3 separate regions of the Homo sapiens genome follow, and all the other regions are linked to region 1. A link is a contact called in ENCODE Hi-C or POLR2A ChIA-PET data. All regions are on one chromosome and are shown on one strand. Each heading gives the region's core, a stretch centred on a gene start or an enhancer-like site at or near the end of the contact. The rest is flanking DNA. Distances are from core to core; before and after follow the strand shown.

What was found. A loop is a pair of places that touch in the nucleus more often than their neighbours do. ChIA-PET counts read pairs that join two places held with the same protein, here RNA polymerase II (POLR2A). Pooled maps may share reads with other maps.
Region 2: a map of PC-9 shows a loop between it and region 1 (4-fold over the local background). The contact joins two enhancer-like sites. A Hi-C loop is called at or near these places in 5 of 168 maps with a recorded cell type or tissue (Caco-2, GM12878, PC-9 and 2 more) and 3 of 50 pooled maps. POLR2A ChIA-PET finds 5 or more read pairs at or near these places in 6 of 52 experiments (A549, A673, H1 and 3 more).
Region 3: a map of PC-9 shows a loop between it and region 1 (5-fold over the local background). The contact joins two enhancer-like sites. A Hi-C loop is called at or near these places in 2 of 168 maps with a recorded cell type or tissue (Caco-2 and PC-9) and 4 of 50 pooled maps. POLR2A ChIA-PET finds 5 or more read pairs at or near these places in 4 of 52 experiments (A673, HepG2, SK-N-SH and 1 more).

Annotation. Positions count from the first base shown.
Region 1 is chr7:108,297,043-108,301,532 of GRCh38, forward strand. The region is part of intron 3 of NRCAM (neuronal cell adhesion molecule); the gene reads right to left. Among named protein-coding and RNA genes, the nearest start is that of NRCAM, 160 kb to the right of the region's middle. Within about 2 kb of position 2,314, at least 3 of the 41 ENCODE cell types and tissues checked have a DNase peak (open chromatin) inside an H3K27ac peak, as active enhancers do; they include PC-9, endothelial cell of umbilical vein and mammary epithelial cell, where a contact is called at or near this core.
Region 2 is chr7:108,244,128-108,248,617 of GRCh38, forward strand. All of the region lies in intron 3 of NRCAM (neuronal cell adhesion molecule), which reads right to left. Among named protein-coding and RNA genes, the nearest start is that of LAMB4, 120 kb to the left of the region's middle. RefSeq lists an enhancer at 1,755-2,954. Within about 2 kb of position 2,209, at least 9 of the 41 ENCODE cell types and tissues checked have a DNase peak (open chromatin) inside an H3K27ac peak, as active enhancers do; they include PC-9, endothelial cell of umbilical vein and mammary epithelial cell, where a contact is called at or near this core.
Region 3 is chr7:108,338,475-108,342,964 of GRCh38, forward strand. The region is part of intron 2 of NRCAM (neuronal cell adhesion molecule); the gene reads right to left. Among named protein-coding and RNA genes, the nearest start is that of NRCAM, 120 kb to the right of the region's middle. Within about 2 kb of position 2,722, at least 5 of the 41 ENCODE cell types and tissues checked have a DNase peak (open chromatin) inside an H3K27ac peak, as active enhancers do; they include PC-9, where a contact is called at or near this core.

The sequences.
Region 1 (4,490 bases), core at 1,064-3,563:
CTGTGTCAGTGCCAGGCATTAGTCACAAGCCAAAGGCCCAATCAGTCTTTGTAAACTTATGATCGGCTTTCAACCCCACAAAGCCTGTGTTTGTCAGTAGGATACTTGCTTCTCCAACTACTGGTTAAAGGATCAGTGACATACTTCAAAGATTTTGAGAACAGTTTCTGTTCTTTTTGAAGAGTATTTATTCTCTCAAAAACAAATGCTAGATTTGTTCATTTGGTCCAAAAAATGAGAGGAACATTTCTTTTGATTGTTTTCCAACTCTACCTCCGCATTTTAACAATGGAAAGCCACAATACCCTTTCCTCCTGCTAGCAGAATTTGTGAGTAAGCTGAGTTCCAAAAAAATGCCATTTCTAAAGCTTTAGAAATCAGGGTGTCACAGAAAATTAAAGCAGCATTTAATTAGCTAACAACATTATCTGACAAAGGGATGAAACTTTCATTATCTGACAAAGAGCTGAAACTTTAATGTTTCATAAGTCATCATTCATTCATTCATTTGTTCATTGAGCAAATTAAGTACCTATTACATGCCAGGCAGTGTTCTTGGTGCTGGGATACATTCATGAACACAATAGTCCAAAGTTTCTGTCCTCACAAACCTTACATTCTAAAGGGAGGGAAACATAAAAAAAACAACAACTGCAAATTATATAGTTTCTTAGGTGGTATTACAGAGAAAAAAAATAAAACAAAGGAAGGGGTACAGGGGTTCCAACATGTCAATGTGTGTGTGTGCATGCGCACGTATGTGTGTGTATATGCACATGCGTAATATACTTTCTTGCCACAGGTTCAGGAAATAACTCACCAGAAAATGATATCTGAGCAAAGACCTAAAGAAGAAGCAGCGAGCTATGGGGATATGTGCAGGAAGAGTGTTCCAGACAGAGGGAGCCTCGGTGAAAGACCCTGTGGTGGGAGCATCCTGGCTTGCTCATGGGGCATCAAGGAGGCCAGTCCACCTGCAGCAGAGTCAGGACAGGGCTTTGGCTTTGTACAAGCTTAATTAAGACAAAGAAACAGTAAAACACCCAGAATAAAACACTTTATAATCTGGAGATCATTAATAAAACTAAATACGGATTTAAATAAAATCCACGTTGCAAAGCTATACTTTATTACCAATAATCATATTAAAAGAAACAAGTACATATTTAACATGATCATTGTCTAGAAGGCATTACTGAAATTATTATAATCTAAGCAGGTGGGGGATATATGAGGAGATAGTTTTAGGGTGTGACAATGTAAGGGGCTCACAGGACAGGACTCCTCTATCCAAAACAACCCCCTCCCCGCCAAAAAAACCCGCAGGGCACGGTGGCTCATGCCTGTAATCCCAGAACTTTGGGAGGCCGAGGCAGGAGGATCACAAGGGCAGGAGATGGAGACCATATTGGCTAACACGGTGAAACCCCGTCTGTAATAAAAATACAAAAAAAAAAAAAATTAGCCGGGTGTGGTGCTGGACGCCTATAGTCCCAGCTACTCAGGAGGCTGAGGCAGGAGAATGGCGTGAACCCGGGAGGCAGACCTTGCAGTGAGCCGAGATCGCGCCACTGTACTCCAGCCTGGGTAACACAGCGAGACTCCATCTCAAAAAAAACCAAAAAAACAAAAAAACAAAAAACACACCAAACAACAACAACAACAAACCCAAACCTTCCACATGGAATTCTTCTGCTTGAATCTAAGGATTTAAATTTTCCTTCCTTTGTCTCTCTTCAAGACTATTTATCTTCCAGATTCTTTTATTAAAACACAAATACGGGGCCAGGCGCAGTGGCTCATGCCTAATCCCAGCACTTTGTGAAGCCGAGGCGGGCAGATCACCTGAGGTCAGGAGTTCAAGACCAGCCTGGCTAACATGGTGAAACCCTGTCTCTACTAAAAATACAAAAATTAGCTGCGCCTGGTGGTGCATGTCTGTAATCCCAGCTACTTGGGAGGCTGAGGCAGAAGAATCGCTTGAACCCAGGAGGCAGAGTTTGCAGTGAACCAAGATCACACTACTGCACTCCAGCCTGGGCCACAGAGCAAGACTCCATCTCAAAAAAAAAAAAGAAAGAAAGAAAGAAAGAAAGAAAAGAAAAGTAAAAAAAAAAAAAACCCAAAACACTGGGTGAGGACGCAAAGGGGCCAGGGAAAGGAGTAAAAAGTCACATCAAAGCAGCTATCAGTAAATTTCTTCTGAGAAGCAGTAGTTACCGAGCTGCCTTTGAAATCCTGTGTGAATAAAACGTGGCTCAAGTTCCTGGGTGACAGCTCTAGGAAAGAAGAGGTGGCATGGGTTGAGGAAAAGGTATAAAAAGTGAGCTTTCATTACCACGATTTCTATTACTGTGGACAAAGGTCAGACCTGTGAGCAAACCACAATGACACTACAGTCCAAGAATTTTTTTTCAGATAGAATCAGTCATATAAAAGATAAGAATACCCAATGTAATAGCAGGCAAGCATTCCTAACCATATTATATTGTTTGGTCTGGAATTTGTTTTTCTCTTTCTGTTGCACCTATTTATTCTCTGCAATGCACACAAACATGGAATAGATATTTAGAGCCACATGTGCAGTGCAACAACCTTGACAGTCTTTAGATTTATTATTTGATGTGAACGGGCAGCCGGGTAATAACTTTGACTTCCATATGAGACCTTATTTGTCATGTACATACAGCACATTGACCAGAAGTCTCAAGGCCAAGTGCAGCTCTTGTGAACTAATTAAGCATTCTGGTGGGCACATTTTGTGTCCAAGCAGCGATGTGGTGGTGAAGTACATGAACTCTGGAATTAGACTGCCTTGGTTTGAAGCCCTGCTCTACGGTTTACTAGCTCTGTGTCCCTGAGTGATGTAATTAACACTGTACCTCGATGTCTTCATCTATAAAATGAGTATAAATAACAAGTTACTGTGAGGATGAGATAAAACATGTGCAGTACTTAGAACATGTCTAGCACATGGTAAGCCTCAATAAATGGTGACTGCTTTTACTACAGTAGAACATATGGTTTTCACAACAGGTATCACTAGGAATATCTAAGCCTCCTGTTAAGATATTACTGCCTACATACAAATGTAATCCTTCCCCAAATTTCTGTTGACTTTTTTTTTTTTTTTTTTTTTTTTTTTTTACAAAAGAGCAAGAGAAGAGAGACAAAGCCCTGATATTGAAAAAACACTGCTTAGGGCATATTTGATTATTCGCAATTGTTATTGTAATACTATGCTAATTTTACCTTATTAAATATTGAAGAAGGCCATCACCATTGGGAAGAAGTTAAAATATATTATATAAAATTAAACTAATTTATCTTTATGCAATAAAATGTTAGAGGATACCAGATGCTATTTTTATAATAAACATCTATTTTCTAAAAAGGTCATTATGTCATGCATACACAAACAAACAGAGAAGCAAAAGAGAAATGCATCCCTGGGTAAGTTGAGATCCTTCTAGAAAACATTTTGCCTCCATGTTGTGTTAAACTAGGGACACCATTGAAAAGACTAAGTCAAATTTCCAAAGAAAAATGTCACATGTCTATCCTGTTGAGGCACATAGGCTAGGTGGAAGTGTAAGGTAATGATAAAGGCATCAGGCAAAATTTGTATCAGATCTGGCTTTGCAACCTGGAATTTCTCCATTTTTTTTCTAATTTATTGTGACATTAAAATTATGGTGCTCATCTGGGGGCAGTAAAATATTTTATGACTTAAGAGAAACTCAATCTTAGAAAAGATTATTTTTAAATTCAAATTTTTGATTAAAATATCATACTCAATACAACTCAATAACAGAAAGCTTTTTAAAAAAATTACGTTTTTTTAAAGCTTTTCTTAAAAAATTATGTTTTATTTTACGTTTTATTCAGGAAATAGAATTACATTTCATTGAATCAAATTTTTGTTAAAAATAGTTCTTTAAAAAAATAAAACAGCAAACTACACAACATTCTCTATATTCTATAAATAGAAGTAAAACACTCCATTATAAGGAAGACCATTATGTAATACCAAAAAACAAAGAATAATTTTGATAATAAAATGAATTTAAATTGTAATGAATTCTCTAACATAATCTGCAAAGAATTCTATATAATTTGAACAATTTTAAAATACTGTTATTGCATATCTGAACAAAGATTTCCCATTCCTTTTACCAGGAAAAGAGTTAAGGACAGACGATTAATGTAATTTCATTACAGATGCCAAAGTGTGTTATCTGCCAGTCAGATTCAGAACAATGGCAAGCAAAATGTGGAAATGTTCTTTTCCACAGACAACATTTACAGAAATTAAAATAAGTATTAAGTGGTTTTCCAGAAAATAGGTTCCATGACCTACACAGATTTCTAGGACAACAGCAACTAATGAAGAATTGGTACCAGGCACCTGGGAAGTCATTAGCACCAACAAGGCGTGACCGGTATGAGCTACAGAAGAAAACAGGCAGGGTGCCCCCATGACACCAACT
Region 2 (4,490 bases), core at 959-3,458, 53 kb before region 1:
GAAAAAAATCAGCTCTCTACCAGAATTTGAAGGCCACGCATTACTCGCCATTTCATTCTCCTCTATTTGGGCTTTTCAGCATCCCAACATGGGTGGGTTCCATGCTGGTTGAACACATAACATGATCTACACTCTCCAAGCAGATAAACAAATATGCTGATGTGACTAGATGCCCTTTGACACACTAACTATTGCTCTGATGCCTCATCAGTGGCTCGCCTCAGTGACTGGATAACTAAGTGGGTAGGACATCATCTTGACTGTGAAAGACATTTTTCAGCAGTCAACTTGGGGATGGTCACTTTTTATATTTTAAATATTTATCTTAAGGAAGAAGTACACAAATGCACATCTCTAGCCATGCTGTGCTTTTCAATCACAGATTTTAAGTCTGAGACTGTGGAGGAAAGGTTAGAGAGAAATGGACAATGACGACTAATAATTAACACATCAACAGAGTCAATTACATCTACACCACTACACAATCATTAATGCACCTCAGAAAAAAGTAGTCCGGGATAATAGGACTATAGAGATGATAATGATCAAACAAGACAAACTGTGAGAAGCTTTAAGGACCACGTTTCTAATTTCCTCCTAGTCCAAAGGAATCTTCCACAGTAGAGGCTCTACCAGGAATGTAGTAACTAGAACCTGGACTAGTACCTAAGGAATGGTGAACAATAAACAGGTGGTTTTTACCCCAATAACAGATAATGGAACAACATCCTGATAATAGCTCAAAATCTCTACTCCTCAGAGCACTATAACTAATGATCTTATTTGATATTCATAAAAACCCCAGAAAACAGAAAAACAGGTATTTCTACCCATTTAACAGACAAGAAAATAATCCAGTCCTAATGGCTACCATTCACTGAGCCTTTTCTATGTGCCAGGCACAGCGATGAGTCTCCTCCAGGCATTAACTTATCTTCCCAACAATTCCAGAAGGTAACTTTTATTACATTTCTTAACTTACTGATAAGGAATTCAAGGTGTAGGATGGTGTCACCTGCTTAAATGTCACGTGATATGTGAAGTACCAGATCTAGAGCTCCAGTTCCGGAAGGTTCTGGAGCTTTTAGCCATCTCACACTGCCTCACCCCGAGAGGTCCCTAGCATTTCCCTCCCTCCTATATCCTCTTATTTTTTAATTAGTCAATAAGCAAACAGAATTACCAAGTTTAGTTACTGATGTTAAAAAAAGAAAACCTCTAACGGTTTCTGAATATCTATAGAAGATCTTCACAGTGTTGCCCATGGCACAACTTTAGGAGCTTCTTCACACCAGATTCTATGTGAATAGGACCCCATGGACTTCTACCACATGCGGGCCCTGGCCTTCTAAAGGAAGAACAATTTAAGACTATGTAGACAAGATGTACTTTAAAAAGTTAATTTTAAAAGTAGGCAGTGTGTGTACATGGTACAATATTCATAAAGTACAAAAGACCACAGAATGCAAAGTAAGCAACCAGCAACCCCCTTTCTCCCTTAGGAAGCAGTCATTATTACCAAGTTTTGTGAATCCTTCCAGAGAGAGTTCAGGCATAAAGAAACATAAAAATATATTAAGCAATAATTTAAGGACATTTTAGATTTAGAAAATTATTAAAAAGCTTTTGGGACACTGACATTAGATTATCAAAGATACCAAGGTCTTTTGGAGTGAAATCCAGTTATTTGCAACACACATGATCATCTGAATACAGGATTTTTCACATCTCTTTTACTTAGCACAGCAGTAACAAGAAAGAAAATAGAACAATATGAGGCAATGATGTAACTGAGAGATCTAAGACAAATGATGAAGCATAGTTAATGAAAAGCTCATGTGTGTGAGACTAATAGCAACCCTGACCAAGGATGGCACCTGTTCCACACTTTCCAGGCTTGTCCAGCCAGCTATCTGATGACAGTTGTCAGGATTGGCTTCTGGGATGAGAGAGCTGATTGGAAAAGGAAAGATGGTTGGGGAAAAAGAGGAACGAACTAGTTCTTTGCAAACGAAAGGGAATTTCCTTCTTTATCCCACCTTCCAATCCAATCACAATTCACTAAACAGAGTGGGGAGGAGACTGCTCCACTCTGAATGCCTGCCATGCTCACAGTCTTTCTTCTGCATTGACCTCATCACTCTGACCAAGGCAAAAAGAATCAGGGTGGGTGTTCAGCCTTTGTCTGAACAAAGGCAGGGAGCCATGTAGAGCCTGTGAGTTGACTTGGCTGCTTGTGAGGCACTGAAGAGTGACCAACTAAGTGGTAACAAATTCCTTTGTCATAGAGAGGGTGAATGTGAGACAGAGAGAGAGTGAGTCAGCGGTTTGGAGCAGGAACAAAAGCCAAAGGTCAAATAGAGGCAAGGCAGTAGGAGCAAGCATGAGTAAGCAAAAGATATGAGGCATCCAGTGCAGAATGAAGCCAGTGGGCAGCAGAGGATCAATAGAAACAGAAACAGAGAAGAGCTGAGTGGCCATGACATCACCAGAACACTGGATAGGTGATAACAAGCACCTACTACTCTTGCATTATAATCACCAGGCCTGTAAATCTCTTGGTACCCCAAACAATGTTCCAATTCTCTGTGAAGTTTGCCACACTAGTGACTGAGGTTGAGACATCTTCCTGTCCTTCTCCAGTCTTGTGTATTCTACAACAAAATTTCATTAATATGGCAGGTAGACTGTTGCATTGGTGGCCCCAGGAAGCACCCTTCCCAGTATCCATGCCCTTGCATAGTCAACTCTCACAATGGCTGTGGGCTTGGCCATGTCACATGCTTTGGCCAGTGGGATTTTTAGCAAGCAATATGTGAAAAGAGGTGTGATGACCATTTGCACACTGCAGCTTATCCTCTTGTAATGTTCCCTCTGGGAAGTATGAGCCATACTACTAGATGATGAGAAGCCAGTGGAAAGAGACCCTGGGAGATGAGAGACCATCCTGGACTCTCTGGCCCCAGCTGAGCTCCCAGCCAAAAATAGCTGAGCCAGTGACTTTTTAAACTACATGCAACAGAAGAACCATCCTGCCAACCCTCAGGATTATAAGAAATAATAAACTGTTGTTGTTTGAAGTCACAAAATTTAGGAATGGTTTATTATATAGCCATAGATATCTGCAATAATGAATTAAGATAAACTGAGATTGGCTCTTTCTTGCAACCAGAAACATACTAACATGCACATTTAGGAGGACTGATGATCCAAATGTGCAGGTCTCCTTACAAGGTCATGGCCGAACCTAAATTAGTAAATAGTGTGGCAATGTAGACTTCTCTTCAAAACTAATCTATCCTTTTTGGTTTTTCTAGATACTTCTCTATATATATGTTGGTGCAGCCAAAGGGCACATACTTAACTTACATTTCTCACACAAAACTTATAGTCAGAATAAATAGAAGGTGGTTAACACTGACCATTATTTTAGCATAAATTTGTTTATGCTAAATTATTTTAGCATAAATTTGTTTATGCTAAATTATTTTAGCATAATTGTAAATTATGCCTAATTTATTGTCTTAGGCATTATACTAATTTATTTCTAATGCAGAATAGCAAAGATTAAGGTAGAGAACAGGATGAGAGAGTCCAATATTGTTAGTCTATCCCTCCTACTTCCCCATCTCCGTGAATCATACTAGAACTCTGGCTGAGGTCAGCCCCAGCTTCTATTCTTCTCACTCTCCCACAAGACAGGTAATCTGGAGAAAGGGAGGAAAGAGGGGCAAGCCAAACCACAGGGATAGGCCTCTTCCTTCCTCACAAAGTCCACTTCTCAGCTGATTCCCTTCACATTAGAAAACAGAAACAAAGTTCCATTTAAAAACAAAAATGGAAAGTAGGAAACTGCTCTAAAAGTGAGGTCTGAGAAATGAAAATTTAATTCTGAATATGGGTCTTCAGAGCAACACATTCAGAAACATTTGTGGAGTCACTGAAACAAGCTCTAGCTCTATTTATCTTCCTGTAAACTGAGATTTCTACAAATAGCACTGAGAAGATGTAAGGATTGGAAACAGTTTATTAAAAACTTCAGCAAAAAAGGCCCTTCAGGATATTGATATTCTAAACATGCTATACCTTATCCACTTGTCAAGAAAGCAACACATGGCAAAATGGCAGCCATTTAATAGTAAAAAATAGCATTTTGAAATGCCAGGCAGGCTAGTCACTTTGAAAAATATTGTGTCACATTTCAAAGGTAAACCCTGCTATGCTTGCTGAATGGTATGAACCAGTTAGGGTAGGGACGCAGTGTACAGGTCAAAATCTCAATGTGTACTCCTTTCCTAATGAGTGTGAAGGGTAGTAATGCAAGGAGAAGAGAGAGCAGGAGAGAGAATTAACCTCATGGTAGAAGTCCATGGGGTACCATTCACATTCTACTCCAGTGAGAAATTAACCTAGAAGTCTCAGTGCTTAACATAATACAATTGATACTTCGCCTGTTCTATCATCCAGTGTGGGTGTGCAGGCACCTCTGC
Region 3 (4,490 bases), core at 1,472-3,971, 42 kb after region 1:
ATGGGCAGTTATGTGGGACCCATTCCCCACCACCCTTGCCAGGGCCCCAAGTTTGTAAATGGCTAAGAGAGGAAAGTGAGAGAGAGAGAGACAGAGTGAGACACAGAGAGAGGGAGAGACAGAGAGAGAGACAGAGAGGAGAGAGACACAGAGAGGGGAGAGACACAGAGAGGAGAAAGAGGCAGAGAGACAAAGAGGGAGTCAAAGAGAGAAAGAAAGAAAAAGAAATAGTAGAAAAAAAAGTGTGCCCTATTCCTTTAAAAGCCAGGGTAAATTTAAAAAACCTATACTTGATAATTGAAGGTCTTCTCCATGACCCTGTAACACTCTAATACTACCTTGTTCTCAGTGTAAACAAGGGTGTAGCCTGAAAACACTGAGACCGCTGACAACCCATAGCTTTCCTATAAAAAATCCTTAACCCAGTAACCCGCAGATGGCCCAAATGCATTCAATCTGTAGTGGCAACTGCTTTGCTAACAGAATAAAGTAGAAAAGTAACTTTTAGAGGAAACCTCATTGTGAGCACACCTCACCAGTTCAGAATTATTCTAAGTCAAAAAAGCAAAAAGGTAGCTTACTAACTCAAAAATCTTAAAGTATGGGGTTATTTTGTTAGAAAAAGGTAATTTAACACTAATCACTGATAATTCCCTTAACCCAGAAGATTTCCTAACAGGAGATTTAAATCTTAATTACCATACAAAGGTCTGACCAGACCTAGGAGGAACTCCCTTCAGTACAGGATGATAGATGGTTCCTCCCAGGTGAATGAGAAAAAAATCACAATGGGTATTCAGTAATTGATAGGGAGACTCTTGTGGAAGCAGAGTTAGAAAAACTGCCTAATAATTGGTCTCCCCAAACCTGCGAGCTGTTTGCACTCAGCCAAGCCTTAAAGTACTTCTAGAATCAAAAAGATTATCTCAATCCTGACTCAAAAGGTTACCTACACCCTCTGTGAAACGAATTTACTTAAGAACTGTTTATGGGACTGCATCTTGATGGGGCAGCTGGGTTGTCATGAAATACTCAGGAATGCAGCCTAGCTCTAGGACTCACCCCTGAGCACAAAGGCAATGTTGGGCATGCTGGTAAAGGACCACTAGAATCCAGCAGTCCGAACCCCTTTCTTTGGGTTAAGAAAGGCGGGAAAACAGGCGCAGGACTGCTACATTGGTAAGCGTAACTAATCCAATAAGCAGAGGTCCATGGGTGGTGACACACTCTGGAAAGGAATAAGCATTAGGACCATAGAGGACGCTCTACGACTAATGCTCGTCGGAAAATGACTAGAGGTGCTGGCATCCCTATGTTCTTTTTTCAGATGGGAAATGTTCCCCCTCAAGGCAAAAACACCCCTAAGATGTATTCTGGACAATTGGGACCAATTTGACCCTCAGACTCTAAGAAAGAAACGACTTATATTCTTCTGCATTACCTCCTGGCCACAATATCCTCTTCAAGGGGGAGAAACCTGGCCTCCTGAGGGAAGTATAAATTATAACACTATCTTACAGCTAGACCTCTTTTGTAGAAAAGAAGGCAAATGGAGTGAAGTGCCATATGTACAAACTTTCTTTTCATTAAGAGACAACTCGCAATTATGTAAAAAGTGTGATTTATGCCCTACAGGAAGCTCTCAGAGTCTACCTCCCTACCCCGGCATCCCCCTGACTCCTTCTCCAACTAATAAGCAACCCCCTTCAACCCAAATGGTCCAAAAGGAGATAGACAAAGGGGTAAATAATGAACCAAAGAGTGCCAATATTCCCCGTTTATGCCCCCTCCAAGCAGTGGGAGGAGGAGAATTCGGCCCAGCCAGAGTGCATGTACCTTTTTCTCTCTCAGACTTGAAGCAAATTAAAATAGACCTAGGTCAATTCTCAGATAACCCTGATGGCTATATTGATGTTTACAAGGGTTAGGACAATCTGATCTGACATGGAGAGATGTAATGTTACTGCTAAATCAGACACTAACCCCAAATGAGAGAAGTGCCACCATAACTGCAGCCCGAGAGTTTGGCGATCTCTGGTATCTCAGTCAGGTCAATGACAGGATGACAACAGAGGAAAGAGAACGATTGCCCACAGGCCAGCAGGAAGTTCCCAGTGTACACCCTCACTGGGACACAGAATCAAAACACGGAGATTGGTGCCGCAGACATTTGCTAACTTGCATGCTAGAAGGACTAAGGAAAACTAGGAAAAAGCCCATGAATTATTCAATGATGTCCACTATAACACAGGGTAAGGAAGAAAATCCTACCGCCTTTCTGGAGAGACTAAGGGAGGCCTTGAGAAAGCATACCTCTCTGTCACCTGACTCTATTGAAGGCCAACTAATCTTAAAGGATAAGTTTATCACTCAGTCAGCTACAGACATCAGAAAAAACTTCAAAAACTTAGAAACCCTATTGAACTTGGCAACCTTGGTTTTTCATAATAGAGATAAGGAGAAGCAGGCAGAACAAGACAAACGGGATTTAAAAAAGGCTACCGCTTTAGTTATGGCCCTCAGGCAAGCAGACTTTGGAGGCTCTGGAACACGGAAAGGCTGGGCAAATCCAATGCCTAATAGGGCTTGCTTCCAGTGTGGTCTACAAGGACACTTTAAAAAGATTGTCCAAATACAAATAAGCCACCCCCTCATCCATGCCCCTTATGTCAAAGGAATCAATGGAAGGCCCACTGCCCCAGGGGACAAAGGTCCTCTGAGTCAGAAGCCACTAACCAGATGATCCGGCAGCAGGACTGAGGGTGCCTGGGGCAAGCGCCAGCCCAACCCATCACCCTCACAGAGCCCCGGGTATGCTTGACCATTGAGGGCCAGGAGGTTAACTGTTTCCTGGACACTGGCTCGGCCTTCTCAGTCTTACTCTCCTGTCCCGGACAACTGTCTTCCACATCTGTCACTATCCGAGGGGTCCTAGGACAGCCAGTCACTTGATACTTCTCCCAGCCACTAAGTTGTGACTGGGGAACTTTACTCTTTCACATGCTTTTCTAATTATGCCTGAAAGCCCCACTCCCTTGTTAGGGAGAGACATTCTAGCAAAAGCAGGGGCCATTATACACCTGAACATAGGAGAAGGAACAACCGTTTGTGGTCCCTTGCTTGAGGAAGGAATTAATCCTGAAGTCTGGGCAACAGAAGGACAATATGGATGAGCAAAAAATGCCCATCCTGTTCAAATTAAACTAAAGGATTCTGTCCCCTTTCCCTACCAAAGGCAGTACCCCCTTAGACCCGAGGCCCAACAAAGACTCAATAAAATTAAGGAACTAAAAGCCCAAGGCTTAGTAAAACCATTCAATAGTCCCTCCAATACTCCAATTCTAGGAGTACAGAAACCCAATGGACAGTGGAGGTTAGTGCAAGATCTCAGGATTATCAGTGAGGCCGTTGTCCCTCTATACCCAGCTGTACCTAACCCTTATACTCTGCTTTCCCAAATACCATAGGAAGCAGAGTGGTTTATAATCCTGGACCTTAAGGATGCCTTTTTCTGCATCCCTGTACATCCTGACTCTCGATTCTTTTTTGCCTTTGAAGATCCTTCGAACCCAACGTCTCAACTCACTTGGACTGTTTTACCCCAAGGGTTCAGGGATAGCCCCCATCTATTTGGCCAGACATTAGCCCAAGACTTGAGCCAGTTCTCATACCTGGACACTCTTGTCCTTCAGTAAGTGAATGATTTACTTTCAGCTGCCCGTTCAGAAACCTTGTGCCATCAAGCCACCCAAGCACTCTTAAATTTCCTTGCCACCTGTGGCTACAAGGTTTCCAAACCAAAGCTCAACTCTGCTCAGAACAGGCTAAATACTTAGGGCTAAAATTATCCAAAGGCACCAGGGCCCTCAGTGAGGAACGTATCCAGCCCATACTGGCTTATCCTCATCCCAAAACCCTAAAGCAACTAAGAGGGTTCTTTGGCATACCAGGCTTCTGCCGAATATGGATTCCCAGGTACGGCGAAATAGCTAGGCCATTATATACACTAATTTAGGAAACTCAGAAAGCCAATACCCATTTAGTAAGATGGACACCTGAAGCAGAAGCGGCTTTCCAGGCCCTGAAGAAGGCCCTAACCCAAGCCCCAGTGTTAATAAGCTTGCCAACGGGGCAAGACTTTCCTTTATATGTCACAGAAAAAACAGAAATAGCTCTAGGAGTCCTTACACAGGTCCAAGGGACAAGCCTGCAACCCATGGCATACCTGAGTAAGGAAACTGATGTAGTGGCAAAGGGTTGGCCTCATTGTTTACAGGTAGTGGCGGCAGTAGCAGTCTTAGTATCTGAAGCAGTTAAAGTAATACAGGAAAGAGATCTTACTGTGTGGACATCTCATGATGTGAATGGCATACTCACTGCTAAAGGAGACTTGTGGCTGTCAGACAACCGTTTACTTAAATATCAGGCTCTACTGCTTGAAGGACCAGTGCTGCGACTGTGCACTTGTGCAACTCTTAACCCAGCCACAT